Linked DNA regions of Homo sapiens: regions 1 and 3 are each linked to region 2. A link is a contact called in ENCODE Hi-C or POLR2A ChIA-PET data. All regions are on one chromosome and are shown on one strand. Each heading gives the region's core, a stretch centred on a gene start or an enhancer-like site at or near the end of the contact. The rest is flanking DNA. Distances are from core to core; before and after follow the strand shown. Region 1 holds the start of GPRC5B (G protein-coupled receptor class C group 5 member B). Region 2 holds the start of RPS15A (ribosomal protein S15a). Region 3 overlaps XYLT1 (xylosyltransferase 1).

The links. A loop is a pair of places that touch in the nucleus more often than their neighbours do. ChIA-PET counts read pairs that join two places held with the same protein, here RNA polymerase II (POLR2A). Pooled maps may share reads with other maps.
Region 1: a map of CD4-positive, alpha-beta T cell shows a loop between it and region 2 (12-fold over the local background). The contact joins the promoter of GPRC5B here to the promoter of RPS15A in region 2. A Hi-C loop is called at or near these places in 1 of 168 maps with a recorded cell type or tissue (CD4-positive, alpha-beta T cell) and 5 of 50 pooled maps.
Region 3: a map of aorta shows a loop between it and region 2 (6-fold over the local background). The contact joins the enhancer-like site here to the promoter of RPS15A in region 2. A Hi-C loop is called at or near these places in 1 of 168 maps with a recorded cell type or tissue (aorta), 1 of 37 single-sample maps with no recorded cell type and 2 of 50 pooled maps. POLR2A ChIA-PET finds 5 or more read pairs at or near these places in 2 of 52 experiments (RWPE1 and activated T-cell).

What each region holds. Positions count from the first base shown.
Region 1 is chr16:19,882,952-19,886,737 of GRCh38, reverse strand. It overlaps GPRC5B (G protein-coupled receptor class C group 5 member B), which reads left to right and starts at 1,890. Exons shown (of 4, transcript NM_016235.3): 1 at 1,890-2,011. RefSeq lists a silencer at 1,337-1,631 and an enhancer at 3,147-3,786.
Region 2 is chr16:18,788,268-18,792,298 of GRCh38, reverse strand. RPS15A (ribosomal protein S15a) reads left to right here and starts at 1,965. Exons shown (of 5, transcript NM_001019.5): 1 at 1,965-2,055; 2 at 3,181-3,318. The coding sequence starts at 3,186. ARL6IP1 (ARL6 interacting reticulophagy regulator 1) reads left to right here. Exons shown (of 6, transcript NM_015161.3): 6 at 1-630. RefSeq lists enhancers at 1,728-2,357, 2,295-3,012.
Region 3 is chr16:17,294,010-17,297,936 of GRCh38, reverse strand. The region is part of intron 2 of XYLT1 (xylosyltransferase 1); the gene reads left to right. Among named protein-coding and RNA genes, the nearest start is that of XYLT1, 170 kb to the left of the region's middle. RefSeq lists a silencer at 1,044-1,318. Within about 2 kb of position 1,553, at least 6 of the 41 ENCODE cell types and tissues checked have a DNase peak (open chromatin) inside an H3K27ac peak, as active enhancers do.

The sequences.
Region 1 (3,786 bases), core at 641-3,140, 1.1 Mb before region 2:
ATCACCCAAAGTGAAACTGACCATCACAGTCAGGGTCCTCTGTAAAACAAGTGGGAAAGGGAATATAACCGTAACTGCAATGTTAATCAGCTCATATTAAGGATTTTCCACATGCCAGACCCTGCGTGAAGCACTTTATATGTTAGCACGTGTTAGACCTTCACAACAACCCCAATAGGCATGTGCGATGAAAAAGATCTCCATTTTGCAGACGTTGAGGACATGTGGCTCACGAAAGTGAACTTGCCCACGTTGACAAAAGGATCTCGGCGTCAGTTCCAAGAGCTGCCACCAGGTGACAGTGCCCATCCACTTTCCAATTGCGCAGTCTGGCGGGAACACACTTTGGGTCGTCCCGCAAACATTTAATGAGCGCCTACTGTGCCTGGAACTGTTCTGGGCTCTGAGGATCCATGCAAATAAACCAGGAGTGGGGCGAAAAACTGCCATTATGGTTCTTCCTTTCCATTTTCCCTTGAATATAATAAAAGGTATCCCAGAGATGCGTGCCCAAGGGGGATGTGGCCTAACCGGACCGGAACTGGGAGGCTGGCAGGGAGGGATGGGAGTATCTGGAAGGGCCACGGTCCCCAAAGATCAGGGGCTGCCACTATTCCCAGAAGGAGGTGTTCTGCATCTCCCCTTCCTGCAGCCCCCGGGAGAGGGGAGCAGGGGTCCGTCCTATCCCTTTTGGTCTTATGTGGCTGGGATGGTTGCGGCGACGGGGGTAGAGATTGGGGGGCGCACCGCGGAGGGAGAAAGGAAATCTCACCCTGAGAATCTGGAGTGCAGGGAAGGGATGCTGCTCAAAGGTCTGTTTCTGGCTTTGGCGGGGGGCCACCTGAGACTGCCAGGGTTTGATGGTCTGAAGGTCACCCAGGGAACCAGCCCCATATGGGGTGCCGGAGCGCAGCTCCCAGGCCTGGTCGAAGCAATGCGACCTCGGAGAGGCCTGAGGACTAGGACGGGGTGAGGGGGACTCAGAGACGGCTGCCCCGGACCCCTCCTTCAAGCAGGTCCCACGGCCGCCCAGCGGACACGCGTCCGGGCTGTGCCCTGACCGTCTGCGGAGCGCACGGCCAGTGGCCCGGGCCGCTGAGTGTGTGAGCCCTGAAGGGCAGTGGACATGTGCGTACGTGGGTGATGTGTGCGGTAGGGGTGGTGGCGATCCTGCGTAGGGACCCACGTGAGGGGTGCACCGACTGGACGTGTGTGTTTCGAGGGGCCAAGGAAGCGGGTGTTGGTCCCAGTGTGCGTAAACGGACAACGACATCTGGGAGTTGGGCAGTGAGGAGAGAGAAGAGTGTGTCCAGGAGGAACCTGCCTGGAGGAGGCCTAGCGGTGTGTGTGCGCCTAGGTGTATACCGGGGCGTTGGTGACTTCGAGAGGCACCGGGCGGGATCGATCCTCTCTGCGTCCTGGACCTGGTGCTGGTGTGTTTCGGGGAAGTTACTGCTTATGAACCCCCCTTGGAGCGTGGCCTGGGGGCAGGAAGGCTTCCGCGCTGGGACCCCTGGGTCGCGATACCTCCCTCGGTAAGTGTATTGGCTAGGGGAGTGTTCCCGCAAATGGATCTACCCTGGGGAGTTGCCCGGCTCGTCTGGACTGCTTACGGGCGCACTGACGTTGTGGGGGGAATGTCCCCGAATTGGGGGCACGAGGTCGGGGGAATCGTCTCTGAGATCCGGGCTAGAAGCTACGAGCTTGGGCTCCGGGGGTGCATGCAGACGGCGCCTAGCCCCGCGCGGAACCGCCGGCGGGACCGGGGGTGGGGCTCGGAGGCCCGGGGGCGGGGCCGGCCGGGGGCGGGGGCGGGGGCGGGGCCGCGGCCGCTGCAGCAGCGCGGGCCGGGCCAGGGGGCGCCTCGCGCGGCAGCGACTCTGGCAGGCGCTGCAGTGAAGCTGGACCCGCAGGCGGGCGTGCGTGGAGCGGGGGCCGCGGCCGCGCCGCAGAGATGTGACTCGGGCCGAAGGCCAGCTGGAGCGTCGGCGCTGCGGGGCCGCGGGGGTCGGTAAGTGCGAGCTGCGCCGATGCAGTGGAGGACGCTGTGGGGACCCCAGAAACTTTTCCCGCCGTGGATTTGGGAGAATTGGGGGGTCCGCTTCTTGTGTTTTTCTAAGCGCCCCCCCAACCCAAGCCAGGGAGTTTATTGCTGGGGGAGATGTGGAATCTGGGCGAGGGGAACCACGGTGCGACGAGAGCAGAGCCGTAGAGGGGTGGGCGGGGGAGGGGAGGATCTGGGGACCTTTACGGGGGGAGGGAGACTGTGCCCGGACCAGGTAGAGATCCAAGTCTCCCAGGAGGGTGTGGGGGCGACCACAGGTGAAGGGCAGCTGGGAGGGTAAAGGAGCCCAGCCGTGTCCTAGTGACTCGTCATGTGTGAGGAGCTGCGGGCTGGTCCTGGGGCCGCGTTGGGGGCTGACTGTGGACAGGGCAGACGCAGCCGGGGGCACAAGGGCTGGACTTTGGGGGTGAACAGCCGCACCTGTCGCGGGGGCTGGGGGTCAAGCCCGCAGCCGGCTTGAGTGCGCATTACTCAGCAAGGGGAGGGGGGGACACGGCGGTGGGAGATGGCAGAGCTGAGACCTGGGCTGGGGACGAATGACGGGGAGGGGTGGGGAGGAGGGGGCGGCTGCATACAATGGCGGGGGGGGCAGTGGCGTTTCCCTTCCAGACAGGGGGCACTTGGACCTCTGGAAGAGGCGGCTAGGCTGGAGATAAGGACTAGACCTGTTCTCGGTCCCCTCTCCTTGGGGGACACAGGCTTCCAGCCCCACAAGGACCCCACACATCCCGGGGTCCCTAGCGCTTAGGCCGAAAAGGGAGCGCGCGGGAGGAGCCCGCACCCGCCTTGGCCCCGGGCAGCCGGTTGAACAGCCTGGGAAGGGGCCAACGACCTTGCCCCAGAAATCTCCCCCGTGCAGCGGGTTCACTCCTCCGTCCTTGCTCTGTCACACCCAGGCCTAGCCAGTCCTCCCTTTCCGTCCCCCGTTCGCTAAGGGGGCGGCTCCTTGGAGCGCGGACAAAGGCCCCTGGAGTGTGGCGGGCAGCGGCGTCCCCGCCTGGGGCCCCAGCCCACGCGCCACATTGGCCGCCCAACTGCACCAGGCCGGGGGGCACCTGAACAGAGCCCAGAAAGCCCTGGGGGACCCCGCAAAGACAAGAGAAGTGGGGGAGGGATCTGGCACAAAAACCCCGGCACTTCAGCCAAGGAACCTTCTTAATTCAGAAGTTTCTTCGGTGGGGACTCGGGCTTGCGGAGGATCCAGGCTTTGAGTTAAACTGCATGCAAATGACATGTAAATAGAATGCAAATTGGCATCTGTCGTTTGGAAGCCCTCCCGGCCAGTTTGGTATCTAAGACTGTGGAGTGAACAGTTTGCTATCTGCTCCCTGCTCTAAGCCTGGAAAGGGGTCAGCTGAGTTGGGAAGGGAAGGAGATTCCAGGAGGAAGGAGCCGCCATTTGGGGGCACAGGCAGCAAGACAGGCAGTTTTGTTAGAAAGATAAACTCAGAATCTTTACTGGATTAATATGTTATTTCAAGAAACGTGCCAGGGACAGAACTGGGTGCCTTGTATAAAACGGACAAAACCCCTGCTCTCCCGGGGCTGGGGAAGTGAGTGGACAAACATTAAACAAACCCATAGCAAATGGCTATGAAATCCGATTGGGGTGAGGACGGCCAGGAAAATAAGATGGGGTGATGTAAAAGAAGGTGACAGGGGTGTATGTACCTGAGATGACTGTTCCGGGAGTGACATTTGAGTGGAGCCCAGCTAGAAGA
Region 2 (4,031 bases), core at 716-3,215:
ATGGTAATACTGACCATTTTAGTCCCCTAGGTTTGACATGGGAGATAGTGACTACACTGGTGTCTGACTTTTTTCCTAGAGATTTCTCCCTGAAAAATACAAGGGCTGTTGGTGAGAGCAGACTTGAGGTGATGATAGTTGGCCTCTGGTCTACAAAGATTTCATAACTCCTTGGAAAGCTTCTTATAATCATTCTTAACTTCTTGGTAGCTAGAAATTTAGAGTAGTTGAAATCTTTAGGAATGAACTTCTGAGGGCCAAAAAATGTGACTGACGGGAACAATTCTTAAACTGATTAACTAGCTGTAATATAGTTTTGTGAATTTATTGCACTGATGTTGTACCTTGTGGTATATCTGTCCCTATTAAATAAGTGTTGTTTTCTCCTCTTTAATATTGCTGTGAACAGTGGTGCCCATTGTAGCATATGTTTGATTTTTTTTTATTATTTCATAAGAAAACTACGTTAATTTTACCTTACTTTCATTGTAAATAAGCCTGTCTTCCTATCTGGATTTTTTGTGTGCATACATATTCTACTGATTAACTACTTTTGCAGTTTTAATCCTGTATTATTTCTTCTACTTTGTTTTGTGTAAAAGGGGAAAAAATAAAAAAAGCTGGAATCTTCATGTCTCACTTTCTTTATAACTTAGCCAATATAATATTTATGATTGGATTTATGAATCTGATTAATGAAGTACCCTGTGTGGTCCTTAGATGTCTATAAGGTACCCTACCTGTAATCCCACCACTTTGGGAGACCTGGGCAGGAGGTTCACTGGAGTCCATGAGTTTGAGGTTGCATTGAGCTGAGTGTACCCCTGCACTCTAGCCTGGGCAACAGAGCAGGACCCTGTCTAGGAAAAATTTTAAAAAAGAACAAAAATAAAAGGTTTAAGTTTTATTTAGCAAATATCCAGGTACCATGCTAGAGGGAAGAGGAAATGCAACGAATGAGCAGGGGCATTGACGTGTGAGAGAGGACGAAGCTGGAAGAACCGGCAGGGACAGAACTGGCTAAATGGTGCCTGTGTGGGCACCTCGTACCCCAGGGCCTTGCTAGCGTCTGGTACATGGGTGCTCAGTAAACAACTGTTGGGTGACTTTTGTCTGAACTTAACTTTTTAATTAAAAAAAAATTTTTAGCCGGGTGTGGTGGCTCACGCCTGTAATCCCAACACTTTGGGAGGCCGAGGTGGGCAGATCACTTGATGTCAGGGGTTTGAGACGAGCCTGGCCAACATGGTGAAACCCCGTCTCTACTAAAAATACAAAAATTAGCCGGGTGTGATGGCGGGCGCCTGTAATCCCAGGTACTCTGGAGGCTGGGGCAGGAGAACCGCTTGAACCCGGGAGGCGGAGGCTGCAGTGCGCCAAGATCGCGCCACTGGACTCCAGCCTGGGCGACAGAGCGAGACTCCTTATCAAAAGTAAACTAAAATAAAAATTAAGGCCCGCGCGGTGGCTCCCGCCTGTAATCCCAGCACTTTCGGAGGCCGAGGCGGGCGGATCGCAAGGTCAGGAGATCAAGAACATCTTCGCCAACTTGGGGAAACCTCGTCTCTACTAAAAATACAAAAATTAGCCGGGCGTGGTGGCGCATCTCTGTAGTTCCAGCTACTCAGGAGGCTGAGGCAGGAGAATCACTTGAACCCGGGAGGCGCAGGTTGCAGTGAGCCGAGATCACGCCACTGCACTCCAGTCTGGGCTACAAGAGCGAAACTGTCTCAAAAAAAAAAAAAAAATGTAGACGAACCTCCAACGAACGGCTCACCTTGCCTCTCCCAGGCCCCACCGGGGGAGGTCGATTCCATCGACTCTCAACTGCCAACCCCTGAGGAGGCTCCGCCTTTCCCTCACCCTCGTCCTTCTCCTAGGCGGTCCTTGTTTTTGCCGGGCCTTTGAAAGTCTCGCGATAGCTCTCCCGCTTCCCATAACTCCGTGCGCTCTCCCCTCCCGTCCTCTTTCCGCCATCTTTCCGCGCCGGTGAGTAGCACTCTCTGAGAGCTCCAATTTCATCCGTCTGCCATCGGCGCCATCCTGCAATCTAAGGTTCGGTCTCGGTGTCCTGCGAGGAGGCTGGTCCCCACCTTGGCCGAGGATCCTGGCCTTGCCGGTTCCTGGACAGGCATAGAGGAGAGCCATGGCTGGGCGCCCCAGACTGTGCACTCAGGGGATCCCGGTCCGTGGGGTGCAGGCCGCAGCGCGGGCGGGAGCCGGAGCCTTCGACTGCCCAGCTAGGCGGTAGCTCCGGTTCGGGCCGCAGCGTCTGGATCTCCCTTTAGTGCTGAGGCAGCGCCTTGGCCCCGGGCGGCGGGCAACATCGGGGCTGGTGGGCCGTGCAGCTTCTCACTGCTGCGGCCGCGCTGGGAGCTTGGGAGGCTGAGGCCACCCAGCAGGTAAAAGCTGCATCGTGCCGGGGTTGGCAGTTTGCTGGGTGCCAACTTGGATCTTCTGGGCCGCAGAGTTTTTCTTTAGACACTTTTGAACTTAAGGAATTTAAGTTCTACTCTTTACTATTGGCACTTTGGTCTTTCAAAACTTCAGTGTAGTGTGCGGTTCTTGCCCATTAGAAGAGAGTCCAGTCTGACAAGCATGTAAAATGTTTCTGTTTGCCACTGTGGCTCTTGCTGTTGGACGCAATTTTAAATGGCACGAAGATGGATGTTTAATAGTTAGATGTGTTCATTGTAGGTGAGAGTGAACTGATTTAAAGTACAATGTTAATAGTATGGAATCTGCTGATTTTCAGCAATTTGGAAAATGTTGCCGATGATACTCTGCTTCTGTTCTGAATCACTGATCGACTATACCCGATGTTTTCCTTCCGGTAGCTGGCAGTTTCTGCCAGTTCTCACGTTGTCTTGTGTCAAGTGGATTTTGTCCCACATTTTATTATCTCCAGACGTTGGTGTGTGGCACGATTCGAAGAAGAGTGGTTAGTGAATGAATGAGTTTCAAAATGTGCAGGCTGACGTCCCGATAACCTGTTTTCAACAACCGTAGTAAATAGGAATTTTCCTGGGTGGTGGGAAATGGAGAAGCAGCCTGCTTAGACTTGAGAAAACTTCGCCAAGGTGGGGCCAGAAAGGAAAGGATACTTCCGCAGTGTAATGGTTGGTGTCTGTTGATGTTGGCAATGCCAGTAAAACCTCCTGTTTTGTCTTCCTTGAACAGCCACAATGGTGCGCATGAATGTCCTGGCAGATGCTCTCAAGAGTATCAACAATGCCGAAAAGAGAGGCAAACGCCAGGTGCTTATTAGGCCGTGCTCCAAAGTCATCGTCCGGTTTCTCACTGTGATGATGAAGCATGGTAAGTCTGCTGCCGCTGTGTTTTATGTTTTCATGTGAGACTCTCTAAGAAATCAGTCCTGTAGAAATTAATTATGGGGGACCAAAGTATGTCTGTCATACCTGAGAACGAATGCAATTGACCTGTGGGCTGTGGAGGAGGGGATAGTCTGAAACTGCTGAAGAGTCACTTAGAGTAGGACTGCTGGAAAAAGGAGCTCTGCTAGGTGTTTGGGAGCTAAATGAATCTAAGTCATTGAAAGGACTCCTGAGCTCATTTCGAGACCAGCCTGGCCAACATGGCAAAACCCCGTCTCTACTAAAAAAACAAAAAACAAAAACAAAAATCAGCCGGTCGTGGTGGCAGGCGCCTGTAGTCCCAGCTCTTTGGAGGCTGAGGCAGGGAGAATTGTTTGAACCCAGCAGGTGGAGGTTGCAGTGAGCCGAGATCGGCCACTGCACTCCAGCCTGGGCGACAGTGCAAGACTCCATCTCAAAAAAAAAAAAAAGAAAGAAAGGACTCTTGAGATCTTCTCAGAGCTCTTTGAGAGGAAAGATTGGATTATTGCACTTCTTTGGCACAAAGTAGTCTTTGGGAATGGGAAGCAGTGAAGGAAGGGTCAAGGGGAAAATAGTTTCTTTCAGAATTGCAAGGTGGATTGTTTTGGGTATTGTCTCCCAATTCTTATATGTTAGGTTGTAAAAATTAGTTCTGATACAGAGCAACTGTCTTCC
Region 3 (3,927 bases), core at 304-2,803, 1.5 Mb after region 2:
CCATTCTCCTGCCTCAGCCTCCCGAGTAGCTGGGACTACAGGCACACACCACCACGCCCGGCTAATGTTTTGTATTTTTAGTAGAGGCGGGGTTTCACCGTGTTAGCCAGGATGGTCTCGATCTCCTGACCTCATGATCTGCCCGCCTCGACCTCCCAAAGTGGTGGGATTACAGGCGTGAGCCACCGCGCCCGGCCTTTTGTTTTGTTTTATAGAGACAAGGTCTCACTCTGTGGCCTAGGTTGGAGCACAGTGGCATGATCATGGCTCACTGCAGCCTCGACCTCCTAGGCTCAAGTGATCCTCCCACCTCAGCCTCCTGAGTAGTGAGGACTATAGGCATGGGCCCCCATACCAAGCTAAGTTTTTTTTTTTTTTTCATTTTCTTTAGAGATGGGGTCCTCACTTGTTCTCCAGGCTGGTCTTGAACCGCTGGCCTCAAGTGATCTTGCCTTGGCTTCCTAGAGTGCTGGGATTACAGGCGTTCTCCATGATACCCAGCTAAGTTTTTTACTTTTCCTAGAGACACCGTCGGTGGGGGCGGGTCTCACTTTGTTGCCCAGGCTGTTCTCGAACTCCTGGCCTCAAGTGATCCTCCTGCCTTGGCTTCCTGGAGTGCTGGGATTATAGGCGTGAGCCACTGCACCCGTGCTGATATATATTATAAGGACCCAGCATGGCAGTACACATGAGAAGTTCAAAGTGCTCTGTGTTGGGTGGTGTTACTAATAAAACATGGATTTGGAGGCAGATGGAAAGGGGATTCATTTCCCTGACTCAAGCAAGTGCTTTATCCTTTGAGACCTCAGCATTTTCATATGAAAATGGAATATCCAATACTGCATTGAGTTGTTAGGAGAATTCGATAAACATAAATCTAAAGCATTGAGCACAATGTCTAGCTCACAAGAGTCACTAAATAGTACTTCTGCTTCCTCCTCTCCATTCATTTCCACTCTTCTACCAAAAGAAACTCGGAAAGTCATTCCTGATTATTTGTATTTGATTCCATTTTACAGATAAGGAAATTGAGACTCAAAGACCTTAGACTGTAACACAGCCAGGAAGTGGAGGAGCGGGGATTTGAACCCCGGTGGTTTGTGTCAGTCTGGAGAACATCCCCTTTGCCCTCGCTAATATCAGAGTTCACCCTGGATTCTTAATGCTTTGATTTGACTGATCCCTGAGCTGATGGAGAAAAGCCAGATTCTTGCAGCCTGTCCTTCTCTGTCTTTGGTGTAAGCCAGAGGTCAGCTGAGCCCTGGAGAAATCGGATTTGTCCCCAGTTGGCCCCGGGCTCTGCGCTCCTGCCCATCAGAGCCCAGACACCCCTGCTGGCATTGATGTCAGATTCACCTCGCAGTTTTATTCTCAGAGCCTCTCTGGTATCTTGCACGTCTAATTTCCTGTCCCCTGGGGCCTTGGCTGATTAGCCTTTGATTATTCACAAACAGAGAGGCAGGAACAGGGAATCGGGTCCTCTGCTTTAATCACCCACACAAAATTTAGGCAAGGCTGTAGGTTTCTGGAAGGAGCAGGGCTAGGATTTGGAGATTAGAGGTGAAAGCACTAAAAAAATCACCCGCGAAGCCCCAGCCCCATCTCTGCAATCTTTACATGGGGATAAACGCGCTGAGCCTGCCTCCTGTGGTACCCCAACACCCCCCAGGCCTTGCTAAACATGGTTTGGTTTAGGTTTGTTTTGTTTTGTTTTGTTTTGTTCCCTTGGACTGCTCCCTAGCCACCTCCATGTTACCGCAGCTTTCCAAGAAGTCACTTTTGTTGTCACTAGGCCAGAAGACAGTTGGCATCCTTTTAGGTCCCACATAAAATAGGACATTTCAAAACCAGGAGTTCCACTGTGTGCTTTTGGCGCAGGGAGAAAAAAAAAAAAAAGGTGTCTTTTCTTTCTTCCTTACTCTATGAATGCGAGAAATGGTTTGGAGGAAGATGAAACACCTCCAGATTTACAGTCTGTGTTATCATCAGTGCAAGCACAGAGGGGGTTCATTCATTCACCAAATAATCCCAGCTCATTCAGAGCAAAAGCCAGAGGCCTTACAGTGGTCTAGATTTGAACTTGTTGACATGTGGGGCCAGATCATTCTTAGTTGTGGAGGGTCGTCCTGTGCATTACAGGATATTAAGCAGCATCTCTGGACTCTACCCACTAGTTGCTGGTAGCATTCCCCTTCCCCAAGTGTGACAACAAAAATGTCTCCAGACATGGCAAGATGTCCCCTGTGGGTCAAGTTGACCCAGTTAAGAACTATAGCTCTTGGGTCGGGTGTGGTGGCTCACGCCTATAATCCCAGGACTTTGGGAGGTCAAAGTGGTCAGATCACCTGAGGTCAGGAGTTCGAGACCAGCCCGGCCAACCTGGTGAAACCCCATCTCTACTAAAAATACAAAAATTGTCTGGGCATGGCAGCACACACCTGTAATCCCGGCTACTCTGGAAGCTGAGGTGGGAGAATTGCTTGAACCTGGGAGATGGAGGTTGCAGTGAGCCGAGATCGTACCACTGCACTCCAGCCTGTGTGACAGGGCAAGAATCTGTCTCCAAAAACAAAACAAAACAAAACAAAACAAAACAAAACAAAAACCTGGCTCTATAATGCTTTATTGATCTATCCCCCATTTCTTCCTGACCTAAGCTTCTGTTTTTCATCTTTTACTTCCTCCACCCTGGCTTCTTTGCTGGTCTCCACCAGCAACGTGAGGCTTGCTGTCACCTCAGGGCCTTTGCACAGCAGTTTCCCTGTCCCCGAAATGCTTTTTCCCAGTTAGCCAAGCAGCATGCTCACTTACCCACTGGGAGTCTTTGCTTATACCTCACCTTTTCAGTCTAAAGCCTGCCTTGACCACCTTATTAAGAAATGCACCCATTGCATCATCCTAACCACTGACTTCTCTCTTCTACCCTATTCTGTGCACTATTTGTTATATCTGTCATCTTTCTGTGTCCCTGTGCTAGAATAAAGTTCTGTGAAGGCAAGGGTTTTGTTGCCATTCTTCGTAGATGCCTCCCAAGCCCTTGGATGTTACTTCTTTTATGGAATTGTCATCTAGTACCTGCTGTATACCTACACCATGCACTGTCTGGACACCAGGAATAAGGGTGCTTGTACCTGCCCCAAACGACCCTAGAACTGTCATTTTCAGATCCTTCTTGCCCAGAGCTGGAGGGTAAGTTTTGTTCCTGATGCTAAGGGAAAGATACCCTTGCAGATTCCTAGGTGGGGGAAAGATAAGGTCCTCACCCAGGGCAGCAGGGTGCAGGGCTGAGTTTGGGGAGGAAGGCAATTTTGTCTCCTAGGTCAGCCTTGAGGGTGGCTGCGATTCTCCTGGGTGCTGTCCCCTAAAAGCCCTTACAACACAGCCTCTCAACTGGCCCCATTGGTATTCAGGCCACCCCATGCTCTGAATAAACATCTCCCTGCCACCCTCCCTTACACAGCAGCTCTTGCTTGTGGCATGAGAGTGGCGGAAAGACGATAAAAATAGTGTTTAGTTATGCGCACTCTGCTTATTTTGTACTTTCGAGCAGTAACATGCCCTCTGACGGTGTTGGGCTGGCCAGCAAAGCCCATCATTTCTCCCTCATGTGGAGCAGCCTAGAAACAGCCTGAGAGATGCCTGGTCCTTGGACAGGTGTTGCCACCTGTCCGCGGTACCCAGAAGTTGGCCACTGGCTTTTCCAGAAACCTCCCTTTCCCTTCCCCACTCTGCTTTGTCAGAAAGCCCTAAGCAGAGACAGGACCAAATTTTGAGGCTCTGCTGAGCAGGGGACCCCTTCAGAGGAACAGTTGCTTAGCCTTGTAACTGCTCCTGCATTCTCAGCACAGTCGCCCAGGGCATTCCTAATGCCTCAGGAACACCTTATTTTACAGGTGAGGACAGTGAGGCCCAGAGTGGTTAAGCAAC